Linked DNA regions of Homo sapiens: region 1 is linked to region 2. A link is a loop called in an ENCODE intact Hi-C map of the cell type or tissue named here. Cell type or tissue: mammary epithelial cell. All regions are shown on one strand. Links, peaks and the distances in the headings refer to the core of each region. The heading gives the core; the rest is flanking DNA.

Region 1 (8,338 bases), core at 188-8,187, 59 kb after region 2:
TCGAACTCCTAACCTCAGGCGATCCTCCCACCGCAGCCTCCCAAAGTGCTAGGATTACAGGCGTGAGCCACCATGCCTGGCTCCTACGGGTATTTTGCCAGCAGCTGACTTACACTCCATAAAAGATGAAGTTGGCAATATTCAGGCACCCACAGACCTCATTTATAAATAACCACTTCCTGCATTATTCCAAGGGCAAGATACTACAAGGTGTAGTACTGAACACACAGTAGGTGCTTAATAAATGTCTGCTAAATAAATGACATCTAGTGGGTTAACCTTCCTGATCGGGTGTGTGTTAGTGTCCTCATAAATCATTTCACCCTCTCTGTAGTCACCAATATTAACAGACCTTCCACCCAGCTCTGGGAACTCAGGCACCCGCTCCCCTGTATGGAAAACTGCAAAGATGGGGAGGCAGCACCCACTTGGGGTGCTCTACATAAGGCTTAAACTCAAGGTCTTCATCTCCAGAGAAGGAATGATTTTCATGGTTAACCTAAAGTCACGTTATCCCAAAGAATAATATCCAAATTGCTCTTCATTCAGTTTGTACCTGGGCTGCATTGCTTTTGATAGTACCACTTAACCCTCTCAGGCACGCCAATCCTCTTAAAAAATTCCTTAATTAGCAACATGATAGTTAGAACTTTAATATCCATTGGTGAGAAAAAAACAGAATAATCAGCAGCTACTGAGACTTCATTTTGCTTTTTAAAAGAAATTCATTAGCTGCCATATCAATGATCAAAACAGTAGTAAGGGTAAGCGATGTTGCTTAGCCTCTCAACGGTGTTGAGTTTTGCTTTCAGGCTGTGCCTTCCCAGCTTCTGTGTGAAGAGGGAACCATGAACATCAATATAGTTGGAGATAAAGAGTGTGGACTGAACTCAGGCTGCCTGGTTCCGGTTCCTAGCCCTGCCACCTTCTAGCTGCGTAGCCGTGAAAAAAATTGCTTAACCTATCTCTGCCTTGGTATCTAACTCTTACAGCTGCTGTGACTTCACATGCTGGAATGACTTCATACATGTTAAGTTCTTAGAACAGAAGCTGGAACTCTAAGCACTGTACATATGATAGTCACTGCCTATCCTAACCCGAAAGCCCCTGATAGACAGCAAGCTTATCCATGAGGTTTTCTTTGGAGGTCATCCAGCACAACCATTAGGCCATTCTCGAACTCTGCCTCTCTAAGTGTGGTCTGAGGACTATCTGTTTCAGAAACCCCTGAGATTCTTGCTAAAAGCACAGGCTCCTGGGCTTCATTCAACCTAGAAGTTAGTTATTAGTGGGAGGATGCTTTCCCCTACTTCTCCGGTTTCTAGAAGGAGGGATTTCTTGACACCTTGAGCCGATCTTTTCTCTTCCCCATGGGTGTGAAAGGAGTTAACTGACTGGTGACAGTTATCTGACTGGTGACAGATAACTCCTTCCACATCCATGGGGAAGAGAAAGGTGAGTTTCAGAGGCAACCAAGTTGATGTGGCCTAGCCTCTTCCTCTGTCCCTTCTTCCAGGAGCCAGCATGCCAACAGATAGCCTGCATCGAATCTGTTCTTTCACGCTGTTAAATTTTATAGAGCAGACCTCCTCTGTGAGGCTGTGGTTGTCTAGTACTTCTTGGGATAGCTGAGCAATTCCAACTCTGGGTTTTGGTGCTAGGAAGAGCCATTGTAGATACTGAAGGACTCTAAAGTTGAGTCCTCCAATTTCACCTTTATCAGTAAAATAAGGTGACATCTGGCTCTCCCTCCTTTATCTCTAAGTTGGTTCAATATTGGCAGGGGCGGGGGTGGTGCATATGGGGAAATAATATATTAATTCCCTCACTCCACAATATTTCTGCATAAGAATTCTGGCCACGGGGTCTAGTAATTTGCATTGAAATAAACCAACTCCCCAGGTAATTCAGATGCACATTAAAGTTTGAGAATTACTGATTGGAGTTTGGAAGCTCCGTTACTGCTTTAGTCAAGGGTAAATTTCACCTGCAGGGTGACTGGCACATAATAAACTCACATGGTGTCTACATTCACCTCATAAACCAGTAGAATTCATTGGTAGTCTCCAATGCCATACTTCCTGAGTACAGTAAAGTGGTGAAGAAAATGAACACCAGAGCCAGACGCCTGGGCTCAAATCCTGGCTCTTCCACTTACTAGCTATGTGACCCTGGACAAGGTACTTAGCCTCTCTGTGCTTGCTTCTTCATTCACTTGTAAAATAGAGATAGTAAGTAACATACCTAATTTTTTTTTTCCTCTAAGCACAAGTTAATTTGTGAAAATGATGCTGTGTTTTGTGCTTATTCAAACATTACCACTAAAAGCGTCGATGAAATAGTAAAGCGTTCAGTAAGCATTTGCTCTTATGGAAGCACCCAGAACTCCCTGGTCCTACACTCTGCTCCATCTGCCTGGACCTCCAGCTCAGCCATCTCCTCCTGTCCTTAGCTGACATGGCCCTTAGTTTGCTGAGACGTTGGTTCAGCTTAGTATCGATTGAGGGTTTGAGTTGTGTCAGACACCACACAAAATACTAAGGAATGAAAGACAAAAAAAACATAGTTCTTGCCCTGGGGGCAGCTAGAAGAGGAGACAGATAAACAATTTTGAAGCAGCATGATATTAGCAGTGACAGGGCGATATTAGCAAGATGGGGGAATAATAAGTAGGGAGTAATTGATTCTGTGGGGGTAAGTGGGTGATACCTGCTAGACAAGTTGGATGTCTCCCTTCCCACCGAGTCACCTACCACATCCCTTCCAGCACTGCAGCCAGGCCTCCCCAAAAGCTTTTCCAATAAGGGTTCTGTCGGGTAACACCCTTCTAGGAGAGAAGTCCCCTCTGCTACCAGGTGACAGCATGGATGATACAGGTGATCTGTGACAGTTCCAGCAATCCCAGCCCATCATCCAGGTGGCATCTAAATCCTGGTCTCCAGAGGCCCAAGTCTACAGCTGTAACCTTGATGGTGCAAACACATCTTCAGCTTGCCATCGTGTGAAGAGGTAAAATCCCAGGGGATTCCTTGGGGGAGATGACACAGGTGGCTACAGGGTGCTGGCTTGCTCAGCATTCTGCACTGCCTGTCTCGTCTTCTTGGGAGTTATTGTAATAAAACACTGTGACTCACAGAAAACGCTTTGTCATTGTTTTCCAAGCTGGGCCTGTGGTTATGATTAAGTGCGCTGTTCTCCATCTTCCTTAGTCTAGGCACAAGTTAACTTATGAAAATGAAGCTGTCTTCTTTGCTTATTCATACATCACTACTAACAGTCAGACAAGAGCGAACAAGCTTGCTTTTCTGCTGGGGCCCTGGTGTTGGTGTCACCAGCCAGCAGATGGATGGCTCTACGCAGGGAACTCTCCTCTCTTCTTCCTTCTGCAGGTTTTGGCTCAAGGCCCGGCTCCTGCTGCTCGGGAGGTGAGAACCAAGGAGCAGAGAACTACAATTCTTCCACACAGTGCATCTGGCATGAAAAGGCTGAGCTGAGCATTCGTCCATTGGGTATAAAGAAGGCAGCATGATAAATCAGGAAGACAAAGGATTTTAAAACTTGGCAAAACAGGATTCTAGCCCCACCTGTGTATGATTTGACCAAGGTATAGCTTCTCTGAGCCTTGAGTTTCCTTATCATAAAAGGTTAAGTATAAAATCTATCTCTGACCTCTAAGAATGGATATTGAGATCAGATTAAGATGATACAAGGCCGGGCGCGGTGGCTCACACCTGTAATCCCAGCACTTTGGGAGGCCAAGGTGGGTGGATCACTTGAAGTCAGGAGTTCAAGACCAGCCTGGCCAACATAGTGAAACCCCCGCCTCTACTAAAAATACAAAAAAATTAGCTGGGTGTGGTGGCATGCACCTGTAATCCCAGCTACTTGGGAGGCTAAGGCATGAGAATCGCTTGAACTTGGGAGGCGGAGGCTGCAGTGAACCGAGACTGCGCCACTGCACTCCAGTCTAGGTGACAGAGTGAGACTCCATCTCAAAAAAAAAAAAAAAAGGATGACAGATGTAAAGTGCTGGCTCATGGGAGATGCTCAACTAAAGGCACTTCTCTTCCTCCCTTTTGGGATGACCAGTGTTCATAATGTCTAGGTTTTCCTACCCAAGTGCTGACATTTAGGTGCATAGACTGGACTCTGCAAAATTTGGCTACATTACCCCTCACCCCATCCCTGCTGTCTCTCACCCCACTCCACCTTTCTGAAGCCTTTAGCGTCGGCGACATCTGTCCCTTCGCTGATGTACTCCCTCTGAACATCCTTCCCCTACCTCCTCCATGGAGCTTCCCTCTCTCTGCCACCCTTAACATGCTGGTGCTCCCCAACTCCCCTTCTTGGCCCCCTTTTGTTACTCTCTATTTTATCCACAGATGATGGGATCTACTCCGGTGGCTTCAGACACTATTGACTGGAAGATGATCACCAATCTCCATGTTAACTCAGACTTCTTTCCAAAGTGCCCTACTCTTCAATCTATGTATCAGCCCACCATCTTCTTAGGTGATTTGGCTGTTCCACAATGACTTTCAACGCAAGCTGACCAAAACTAACTCCACAATCTTCTCCTCCTACAAAATAGGTGTGACCCCTACCTGTTTTCTTGGTTGGTAGCATGAAGATCAAACTTGTCACCACAGCTAGAAGCCTTTTACTCAATCTTGAACCCTCCTGCTCCTCATTCCTCACATCCTTGCCATGCCCAAATCCCACAGATTTTATCTATGGAGTGTTTCTCAAATTCATCCCTTCCCTTGCTCTACCATGCTCTCCTCCTCTCTCTCTCTCCTGGATTAGCAGATTTGTACCTGATCACTTTTTCCTCAGGGTAGCCCTGTGCCATTCCATTCTGCCTACCTAGCCACAGAAATGTTTTGAAAGCACAAATTTGATGATTCTGCTTCCTTGATTAAAAAGCTTAAGTGCTCTAGGGGCCCATTATACTGCAGGTGTGTGGATGAATGGATGAATGAATGGGTGAATAAATAAAAAATATACATTATCCACAACCCACCATCTTAGCCCATCTGGAATTGGTAAATTCTATCTGAATGGAGTGGAAGTAGATGCGTACTAGTTAACTTCTCCAGGTAAACACCAGGAACAGGTGGCTCTAGCTGTGATCTGCAGGATGCTTTCAGTGCTATCTCCTTTTTTCCACCCCCAGAAAAGCTCCTGGGCACACAGAGGAAGTCTGCCAATCACTGCTGCTGATCAAACCGGCTGTGCTTATACCACTAGGTGAATATTAAAATGTTAAAACCAGAGGCTGCCCTGACTGTCAGCAGAGAACCTAATAGTGCTCTCCCAACCTCATATTTATTCTAATAAGCTATTTTAAAATAGAAAAGCATTTAATAGCACCATTCAATGTGTGTCTGAGTGCAGGATGTCTGTAAGTAGGAAAACATATAATATCATATTACCGTTTACTAAACCTCCTGAAAGAGCTGCTACACAGCCCCAGGTGTTCCTGGCTAGTCAATGTAGAATAAGAAAACATTTCCTGAGAAGATGCACACAGAACGATATTTAAACAACCCCGAATAGACTGAAAAGGAGAATTTCTGAACCTGTGTGTTTCACAGCTCCTACTTTGCAGTTCAGCTCCAGCTCAAAGCACCCTAGGATCACAGACAGTCAGATGAACTGTGATGGTCTTAATGACTTCTCTGGAACCATCTACTACTGCACATGAAGACTGCCAAGGGCGAGCGGTGTTTATAGAAACACGCAGTCAATGGAAGAGCCAGGAGCCAAAACCAAAACTCTGGCTTGAAGTTCCTTTTTTTGTTTTTTTTTCCTATGTGTCTCAAACTCAGCTGCTGCTATTTTGTTTGAACTTTTTTTTTTTTTTTTTTTTGAGAGGGAGTTTTGCTCTTGTCTCTGAGGCTGGAGTGCAATGGTACAATCTTGGCTCACTGCAACCTCCACTTCCCAGTTCAAGCGATTCTCCTGTCTCAGCCTCCCGAGTAGCTGGGATTACAGGTGCTTGCCGCCATGCCCAGCTAATTTTTGTATTTTTAGTAGAGACGAGATTTCATCATGTTGGCCAGGCTAGTCTCGAACTCCTGACCTCAGGTGATCCGCCCACCTCGGCCTCCCAAAGTGCTGGGATTACAGACATGAGCCACCACAGCCAGCCTCTTTGAACTTTAATATAATTCTCCACCTGGTTTAAGTTCTAGCTCTTCTATATTTAATAGGTAATCTCTCTCTTTCTCTCTCTCTCTGTTTAATAAAGAGACAGGGTCTCACTATGTCACCCAGACTGGAATGCAGTGGCACAATCATGGCTCAGCGCAGCCTTGAACTCCTGGGCTCAAGCTATCCTCCTGCCCCAGCCTCCTGAGCAGCTACGGGACTACAGGTGTATGCCACCACATCCAGCTAACTTTAAATTTTTTTTTGTAGACATGGGGGTCTCGCTATGTCGCCCAGGCTGGTCTTGAACTCTTGGCCTCAGATGATCCTCCCACCTCAGCTTCCCATAGTGCTGGCATGCACCACCACACCCAGCTCATAGGTAATATCGAGTAAACTCTCAGTTCTTCATTTTTCTCATGTGTAAAATGGTATCTATTTCATAGGGCTTCACTGGGACTCTTAATCAGGTTTGGGGAGCCCAGGTTTATATTGCATGTCCTTCAGATGCGATCTATGTACTCCAATTCATTGCCACTCATTTTGATTGCTTGGGTTTCAGTTTCTTGATGAAGCACCTCTAACCCAGTTTATTCATCACTCAGCCCTCCTTTCACTTGGAAAAAATACTCCACCCTTACTGAACTATGGCTCAGGGATAATCCCTTCTGAGAGCAAACAGAATCTGTGTCACTCTTGAAAGAAGAGTTAGGCTGAATAAGTGAAGATGAGAGGAAGAAAGACGTTGCTTATTATAAGCAAGACCATAACTAGCCATCAGTTAATCAAAACAGAAATGAGCTCCCTTTCTAGGGAGAAGCTTCCGATCACCGGAATGGTTCTGGAAGAGGCTGCATGATTCAGCCCTCATCCAGCAGGTATTTATGGAGCCCCAACTCTGCACCAGGATCTGTGCTAACTGCTACAGACACAGCAGGGAAGAAAACAGGCACGCTCTTGGCCCTTCTGAATTTTATCTTTACAAAGAGCTTCTCAAACGGTCCAGCTACCATTTGCCAGGCTCTGCCTCAAATCTCACGGATGCAGCTACTCGCAGGCTGAGCCCTGGGAATTTCTTTTTCAACAGTGGCCCCCATTAATTCTGATACAGGGTAGGTTTGGGGACCTCTGAAAGGGGGTGGTCACCTACCAGGCATGCTGTGGGAAGGGGGATTTCTGTACTGCGCAGAAGACTAGGTTTGAAGACCTCAAAGCTGCCTTCCAACCTGATTGGGAGCTCTCTTTATGCTATGTCAGTGATGAGTTTTCTCAACATTCTCATCAAGAACATCCCCATACTTGTTCTTCTTTTACTTGTGCTGTCCATATGTGTATGGACAGCTGCCCTATGAGCAGAGTCAGTTTTTCTCAGTGCTGCTCCCTCTAGTTAGTACTTGGTCCAGGCACTGGGATACTGATAGCTTTTTTTTTTTTTTTTGAGATGGAGTCTCGCTCTGCCGCCCAGGCTGGAGTGCAGTGGCACTATCTCCGCTCACTGCAAGCTCCGCCTCCCGGGTTCACGCCATTCTCCTGCCTCAGCCTCCCGAGTAGCTGGGACTACAGGCGCCCGCACCACATCCGGCTAATTTTTTGTATTTTTTAGTAGAGACAGGTTTTCACCGTGTTAGCCAGGATGGTCTCGATCTCTTGACCTCATGATCCGCCCTCCTCGGCCTCCCAAAGTGTTGGGATTACAGACGTGAGCCACTGCACCCAGCCATTGATTGCTTTCTATGCATCATCAAAGAGATACAATGACACCACGAGGTGGGCAGTGTACTTATTTCTACCTTTCAGAAGGGAAATTGAGGTTTAGAGAGATAAAGTCACATGTCAAGGTCAAGAAATCTCAGAGTAGGGGATTGCATTCCCACCTCTCAGTTACAAAAGCCCATGTTTTCACACCTACACTTATGGTTAGAAACATCTGCAAAGCATTTCTCTCCCCAAGGGAATGGCTACAGCGGGCATCACCATGGGGTAGACTCTAAAGGGCACAGAGAGGAAGGGGAGAAAGGGTGGTCGAAGTGCATGCCCAGCCCACCTGCTCCTGTCTGCACTGCCACCTGGGGTTGCAGGCAGGAGCCCAGGCCCCTCTGCAGAACCCTCTGGTGCCCACTGGGATGCTCTGAGTTTAATTTCTTTCAGTGTTAATCCTAGTACATTGAGCTGAGAGGACATCCTA
Region 2 (8,338 bases), core at 56-8,055:
AGCTAGAATACACCTGTTATTAGATGATAGCTGTGTGCACTGTTTTCAAGTTCTTGTTATTTGCCTATAGAGCAAATTGCTATTTGTTATTTGCCTATAGAACTCTTCTAGATTTCTACAATCCTACTTTCTTCTATGCAGTTACCACAAATGGGAATTTCTCTGTTTTGGAAGCCCTATAAGATGAAACTAGATGAATTTTAAGAAATAAGTCTCGTGCCTGATGTCTGGGCCACACAAGGTTCACCAAACTGTCCCATGCCATCACCAGAGACATTCAAACTGCAAACCAGGACGAGAGTTGATTGTTTTCATGCTGTAGACAGCTTTTTTTCAAGATGTCAGAACAAGGCTCTATATCATAATGATATAACAAAGCCTACCTTTTTCACTTGGTAGGATAATGGTCATTTTGTTTATTCAATTGGCTGTCTTTAAAGCCTAGGTTTATTGCTCAAAGTCCTTATGCAAACTGTTCTTGTCACATCACTATTAATTTTACTTTGCATTTTTCTCTTTAATTTTGTATCTGTTACTTGTTCAAATTTTTTACAGATGTACGAATCCTAACAGTATAATGCTAACCCAGCACTTTGAGATGGTAACACATGCCTATGGAACAGACAAAATTGAACTTAATTACAGACTCCAAGTAGACAGACGAGGAGCACCCCACTTAAACTTCCTTATTGCTCAAATGTGGTTAAAAAGGTTTTGACACTGACTCCTAGCTGCCATTCATTCTCTCCAACGTGAAACAAGACCAGAAACCTGGGAGAGGTCCATCCTGGCACTGAGAGACATGAAAACCTAACTAAAGGATGACTGAACAGTGACACTTTTGGGGAAACATCTTGATCAAAAGGGTGAAATATGAATGTTGCCAAAATAAAAATGGAGTCATTTGTGTTAACAAAACCCTGACAAATAGAACCAGGAATGCCATGGAAAGAGGCTTTTCTTCCACAAGTGTCTGATAACAAGAATGATTACAAAAGACTCCGTGAAAACCACAATCTTGCACAAATGCCATCGTAACTTTACACACACAAAATAAAAACTTCTGCAGGCACGTCTGCCCAGCAACTGCCTGTCCAGTCTTGGACTGGTGTCAACTTTGTTACTGATCCTTTGGCCAAAGATAATTATCTCCAAACAATTATAAAATCCTCTTCATTTTTCCTTTAAAAACCTTTATCTTCCTTTACCTCCCTGGGTATGCACATAGTTTGCTATGGCATGTATATTCCCATTGCAATGCACTATTCCAGAATAAATATAATTTTCTTTTAGAGAGGATCTCTTCATTATTAAGGCTGACAATACTTTAGCAGTTTCTTTGCATGTTTGCAGAAAATTCTCTTTGTTATCTTATACTTGAAAGATTATTCTTCTAGGTATACAACCTGTTATTGTTTCTTGGCATACTTAAGATATGCCTCACTTCCAATTTTCTCTATTATCTCCTTCTGATAGTCCAATGAGACATATCCCAATTTCTTTGCTTCTTTCTCAGTTTTTCTATCTCTTTTCATTCTGTGTTGCATCTTGGGTAATTTCTTATACCTCTTCCAGTTCACTAATTCTCTCTTCAGCTGTGTTTAAGCTGCTGTTTAACATATCCATTTAATTTCAATAATCATATCTTTCACTTCTAAAAATACTATTTAATCCAAATACGGCTATTCATTTTTTGAGAATCTACTATTCCTTCATCCTACTTTCAATATTCATTTTTTATTTCTACATGTAATAAAAATACTTATGTTTTATATCTGGTAAGTCCAATATTTGCAGTCTTTCAGATTTAACTCCAGTCTTCAGTTTTTGCACTTTCTCAGGGTAGCTTACTTCCTTGTGTGTTTTGTGATTCCTGAGAACCTTGCTTTCCTTGTAACTTCCCCTAAAAAATTCTGAAGACTTGTTTTTAAGAATATTCTTCTAGATCAGATTTATGTTAGTTTCTGCCAAGTGCCTGGCAAATTTTTAATTTTTTTTCTTTCCATTTTTGCTCCCACACATGTAATTTCAGCCCCCAAAATAATATGGGCATAGGCTTAAAATAAAATCTCAGAGGAAACATTTCTCCCTCATTCTACCTAAAACCAAGGATGAAACAGACAACAACCTCTACTGTCTTCTTCTACACTCTGAGTTTTATTAACTGTTTATCCGCTGAGGATAATACTCTTTGTGGATCCTGACTTTATGTGAGGCCTTTATGTGAGGTCTTTCTTCTTGTGGGCCTAAGGTCCTGTGTATAGTATTTCAACAGAATAATTATATGTTTTGCCTGTTGGCCTATTGTCCCTCTGTATCCCATGATAGCATTCGCTTGTTTGAACAATAAATTATACAGTTACCTATTGAGAAAAACCACTGTTTTTCTATACTCTCACACAGAAGACTTCTGATGCCAGATATTGTGGGGTTATTTTCCTACAATGACCAGTTCTTCAACACTAGCTGGGTCCCTATAATTTAATACAACAGTGACACTACCTCCTTGACAAAAGCATCAGACTCTATGGGTTAGTGGCTTAGTCCCACGAGGCTGCCCACTTCAGATGCCAGTTGCAAATCCCAGTCTCCTGTCCTCTGACAGATTTGCTGTAAATCAAGGATTCCTATGATCCCCTCCTTGGGTTCCATAATTTACTAGAATGGCTCCTGAAACTCTGGGAAACACATTTACTAGCTTATTATCAAGGATGCAACTTGGGAACAGCCAGAGAGAAGAGGTACATAAGGCAAAATATGGGGGTGTGGGGTGAGGGGGTATGGAGCTTCCATGCCTTCTCTGGGCACACCACCCTGCAGCAACAATAGTGTTCACCAACCCAGAAGTTCATCAAATCTTGTTATTCAAGAGCATTTAAAGAGCTTGATTTCTAGCACACCCTCCTGCCTTCCCAGAGGTCCATGGAACTTTCAGTGGGGAAGTTCTTTTTTTTTTTTTTGAGTGTCGTAAAGTCTTTATTTTATGAAAGAAGTCACACAGGCAAAGCTTTATATTTGCTGAGTGATTTCTTTCTTTTTTTTTTTTTTATTATACTTTAAGTTCTAGGGTACATGTGCACAACGTGCAGGTTTGTTACATATGTGTACATGTGCCATGTTGGTGTGCTGCACCCACTAACTTGTCCTTTACATTAGGTATATCTCCTAATGCTATTCCTCCTCTCTCCCCCACCCCATGACAGGCCCCGGTGTGTGATGTTCCCCACCCTGTGTCCAAGTGTTCTCATTGTTCTGCTATAAAGACACATGCACACCTATGTTTACTGCGGCACTATTCACAATAGCAAAGACTTGGAACCAACCCAAATGTCCATCAGTGACAGACTGGATTAAGAAAATGTGGCACATATACACCATGGAACACTATGCAGCCATAAAAAAGGATAAGTTCATGTCCTTTGTAGGGACATGGATGAAGCTGGAAACCATCATTCTGAGCAAACAATTGCAAGGATAGAAAACCAAACACCGCATGTTCTCACTCGTAGGTGGGAATTGATCAGTGGGGAAGTTCTAACCCTCTGATCACTTGGTCTTTCCATCCTGAGGCTCTCTAGGGGCCCTACTCTAAGACACCTCATTAGCATAAACTCAGGTATAACCCAAAGGGGCTCATATACACAATAAAAGCTGTTCTTATCACTCAGGAAATTTCAAGGGTTTTAGGAGCTCTGTTCCAGGAACCAGGGACAAAGACTAAATAGATTTCTTATAATACCAGGCTCACCTTTAAACCAGGCTCCCTGCCACTAGGGATCATCCCTTCCAAGGGCAAAGGTGACATCCAGTTGCTCTTTGCTTATCTTTTTGGATTCACTCTGTCATTGTTTCTGGCCTTTGCTTTCTTTACTTGCTTTATGAACCGATCAATTATGCTTTCAAAGCATGTAAAATATTTTTTAATCCAGCATTTTTACATATTCTTTACACAGTTGGTTTTATTTCGCCCCCTCTCCAAACTTTTTAATCCATGATATTCTTGACAATATTCCTGTCTGTTTCTTCTCTTTTCCTTATTTCTAACAAGCACATGATATACAGAAGGAACTGAATAAATGCCGATGGAAGGAATGAATGTTGCAGGCACCTCTGTTTTAAATCCTTTCTAATATTTTGAAATAAATTTCAAGTGCAGTTAAAAAAAAGTTCTTTCTTTCTAATGCTATAATTTCATTCCTGGAAAGGCAAGCTACAACAATATTGGATGGAAGGGCTTCATGGACAAAGCTGTTAATTAAGATATAATTTATATTTATGAAAATTTGAAAACAACTAAGGTCAAGGGAGTGGCTAGGTAACAGACTAACTATTGGATATGATGTTCATTAACACCATGTGGCTCACCCAGAAAATGCTTATGATATGCAACAAATGAAAAGCAGAAAACCACATTTAACATGCGTTATGACTACAAATAAGACATAATACCCACATGGGGACATGGATCAGAAGCCAAGTACAAAAGACTAATTTATTAGAAAAGCTAGCTTTGCAATCCTTTTTCCTTTTTAAAACTTGCAATGGATATAAACTTTATATGGAACAAATTCTTTAAGGATGCATGTATCTAATCCTCTGTGATACAACCTGAGAGGCAAAAGCCCTTGCTGTCAGACAGGCCTGTGTTGAAATCTTCGTTCTGTTGAATAGTTGTGGTCAATTCTTTACTCCTTCCACTGTAGGGAGGGAATTCTAACACACTCCTTAACTCACACTCCTTACTCAAAGTAATCATACGGGCTTAGTCATACAGTTACTTTGGCCAATGAGGGATATTAGCAACAATGACTCAAGGTTTCCTCTTGTGTATTAGGGCTTCCTCTGCCACCTCTGCCTCACCATGAGAAAACACCATACTGGCTTGCTGAGGGGACAGAGGACATCTAAGTTGCCCCAGTCACCAGCTGTCCCATCTGAAGCTGACCACAAATACTCTGTTAAACCAGTAAAAAAATGAACCATCCAACCAGCCTACAAACTCATCAACTATATAAATGGTTGCTGATTTAGGCCACTATCAGAATAGCTTGTTATGCAGCATTATCTATAGCAGTAGATGACTAATATACCCTGTCTTCTTCCTCTTTCTATAGCCAGGTTCATTCACAGTGTTTGGTACCTACAGAGTGGTGATGAAAGCTTTTTCTGTCATTGTCCGCCCTCTGTGAGGAAGAATGAGACATTTATGCTTGCATCTCCCCGACTGACCCACCCACACCTGTCATAGCACTTTGTCCTTTTTTAAATACTTACTTCTTTGCACATTTCTCTCCTCCTCCAAGTCATACATGACTTGGAAGCAGGTTAATTATTCACATCCACATCTATAGCACCTGGCACAGAGTAGGCCCTCAATAAATGTTTTTGCTTGAGTTGAATGAATAGATTTGGGGAGCTGGCATGAACCAAAAGAGCCAGCAGCAGATGGCAAGAATAATAACCACACAAGCTGGTTCTTACGCCAGGAGGCTTTAGGCTTTCCAGAAAGCCCAAATAAGGGTGGAAAAAAACCAACACCCCACAAAGATGAAAAGCATACTCATTCTGCTCTCCTGTGCCCTTATCTCTCTCACCACATTGCACATAAATCTCCCAGCCATCCATGCCCCTGGGAGGTCCTCTCGGCCCACCTCACCCTACCTCCAGGGATGTCCCTGTGTTGACCCTACCTTTAGATCAGACACGTCTCTGTAGCACTGCTCGGAGCGGGTGTGGTCTGACAGCTGCACATTCCAGAAGCAGGGGAGCTGGTACACAAGGAAGGGGTTTTGTTTGATGACGGCATTGAAAATATCCTGGGGGATGAAAGCCAAAGACACAGTCAAGACAGTCGGATGGTCCAGCTGCCCATTTTGGCTCTCAAGGCACTGCATCCCCTGTGATAGGGCTTCTCTTGAACCTCCTGCTCTGAACACAGGCTGGCTCGCACTGTGAGGCATCTCTCTTGCCTGTTATCTCTAGGAACCAAGCAATAATGTTTGGATAGAGACGGGGGAATGTCCCAGGCTGACTGGAAGCTCCAGAGTCCTGCTGGTCTCATAAGGCCCTATCCAGTGAGCTCACATGTGCAGACATGGGGTGTCTTCCCTACCCTCACTGGCATATGAAAAACGAAGTCTCCTTCCCCTCTGGCCTCCTAGGCAGGAGCCCTGTGTTACCCATCCTGAGCCTCCTGGAGAGGAAACTGCATGATGACAAGTAGCCCCACTCATTCAGGGACTGAGACAAATTACAGATCCTCCCTTTCAGCAGTGCTTCCTGGGGCCTGCGGTGGACTCAGTGATGGATGCTCCTTGGATTTCTGCAGCCCATGGTGCCCAGGATACGCACTCCCCGTTTCAAAATCCAACCCTGACTTGTCTAGGGAGGTTTTACCTTTTTTGGGCTCTTCTCCAAGCTGTTGCACCAGGCCATACTTATTAACTAGCTGCTGACAGGTGGCGCCGGGAGGTGAATTATGGGCCTTCGTGGCAGAAGATGGCTGAATAAACTATCCTTACTGGACATGGGCATACAATTGCTAGCTTTGGGGGACATGCTCAAGTCACTGTGACCCGACTTGAAATATGAGGCTGGTGGACGATTTTCCCCTCAGGTTTAAAACAGCTACCTGGGTATTATTTTTTTTCTTAAACTCATTCATTATACTCTATCTCATGTTTGAAAAAGGAAATCAGTTTCTGGCTGCTTGGGAAATACTGAATAATAATACTTTAAAAAATAGTAAAGTAATCATGCAGGGTTTCTTGTTTCCTCCGTATTATGAAACTTTGCAGGCATTCGACGAACCAGGAAATTGCACTTTGAACAAAAACATGCAGAGTGAGCTGGCTCTTTGGATGAAAAGGAAAGGGTGAAATGCAGAAAACTCAGAGAAATCATCTTCGTGCCTGAAGACAGCTACCAGTGCCACAGGAAGATGAAAATTTAAATGAGTGATCCTGGTAGACTCAAAGTCAGACTGGAGCCCTCTGCCTTTCCTAGGACGTCAAAATGAGGAATAGGTTTTTAAAAAATGACTATTTGTTGGCTGGGTGCAGAGACTCATGCCTGTAATCCCAGCACTTTGGGAGGCTGAGGCAGGCGGATCATCTGAGGTCAGGAGTTCAAAACCAGCCTGGCCAACGTGGAGAAACCCCATCTCTACTAAAAATACAAAAATTAGCCTGGTGTGGTGCTGCACGCCTGTAATCCTAGCGACTTGGGAGGCTGAGGCAGGAGAATTGCTTGAACCCAGGAGGCGGAGGTTGCCGTGAGCCGAGACTGTACCACTGCATTCCAGCCTGGGTGACAGAGCGAGACTCCACCTCAAAAATAAAATAAAATAATAAAAATGAATATTTGCTAACAGTTTGGTAGAGTTCAAGGAGTTTCTGAGGCTGCCTGCATAGCAAGGTGGTTTTCTTGCAGTTTATTCTTTCTATTTAAGTGCATTTCCCTTGAGTAAAGGGACACTAGGACAGCATCTAAGCAAAAGGCTCAGATTAAAGGTTAGACTCTATTTGCCAGGGAGGCCAGTGAAACCTTGCCTGGGAAATATGCTGTGGCATTCTGGGGTCCCAGAGAGCAGGCCCTGTGCACTCCACCTGGTGATGAAGAGGGCACCGACATCTACTTATGAGTCTGCGTCAGTAGACGCTAAGCTCTATGAGGGCAAGTGCTGCATCCTTCGTCTATCTCTGTCATCCTTTTTCTGAACTTGGCTCCTGGTATACACAGTACTCAGTGAAAGTCTGCCGAATGAACAAATGAATGAACAAAGGGAAGGCACTAAGGAGTTGAGCTGTTGTCTTAGACTGGCAAGAATAAGGCAGCTGTATCAGAGCACACAGAGTCACACAATACGTAGAAAACCATTCAGATCGATTTAATTTTAAGTTTCTTTGAGAAACAGCACCAAGCACACTCAGGAATAGCTGCACCTTCGAACCTGGCCACTCACCTGGTCAGCTAAGGATGTAGAGAGCATGCCCATGAGCTCCCTCTCTGCGGTCAGCCTCCACATCTGCTCCCATTTCATCTTCCGCAGCTTATCCAGAAGTAACAGGATCACCCCTGGGCAACAGCACAGGATAAAAGAGAAAATTAAAAAATAAAAAAGATGGAGAGCTAGGCACACCTACTCACATCACAGCCACAGTCTCTCGGGGATGATTGTCTTATGCAGACAAGAGGCCTATGCACTGCTGCAGATGAGTCTTCCCTCTAAAAATTCTTCCAATGAGGCTCCACAGTATGGGGCACCTGTTTTGGAGACGAATACACCTGGGTTCAAGCCTAGGACCTGCCAGTTACTCGATAGGAGACATGAAACCAT

What was found. Peaks named below come from ENCODE experiments on the same cell type or tissue, not always from the same donor. Only the 100,000 strongest peaks of a DNase experiment are listed, where the experiment ranks them.
Region 1: a loop joins it to region 2, with 8 times the contacts of the local background. A loop is called at or near these places in 2 of 110 quality-filtered maps.

Annotation. Positions count from the first base shown.
Region 1 is chr22:33,435,220-33,443,557 of GRCh38, forward strand. All of the region lies in intron 6 of LARGE1 (LARGE xylosyl- and glucuronyltransferase 1), which reads right to left. It overlaps MIR4764 (microRNA 4764), which reads right to left and starts at 1,450; the gene lies at 1,363-1,450. RefSeq lists an enhancer at 2,629-3,828. In mammary epithelial cell, for the core only: a CTCF peak has its summit at 3,361 (motif pointing right); a DNase peak (open chromatin) is centred at 3,212.
Region 2 is chr22:33,376,229-33,384,566 of GRCh38, forward strand. LARGE1 (LARGE xylosyl- and glucuronyltransferase 1) reads right to left here. Exons shown (of 15, transcript NM_133642.5): 8 at 7,964-8,076; 9 at 5,691-5,816. Among named protein-coding and RNA genes, the nearest start is that of MIR4764, 56 kb to the right of the region's middle. In mammary epithelial cell, for the core only: no CTCF peak of the experiment used is centred there; a DNase peak (open chromatin) is centred at 4,753; H3K27ac peaks cover 419 bases.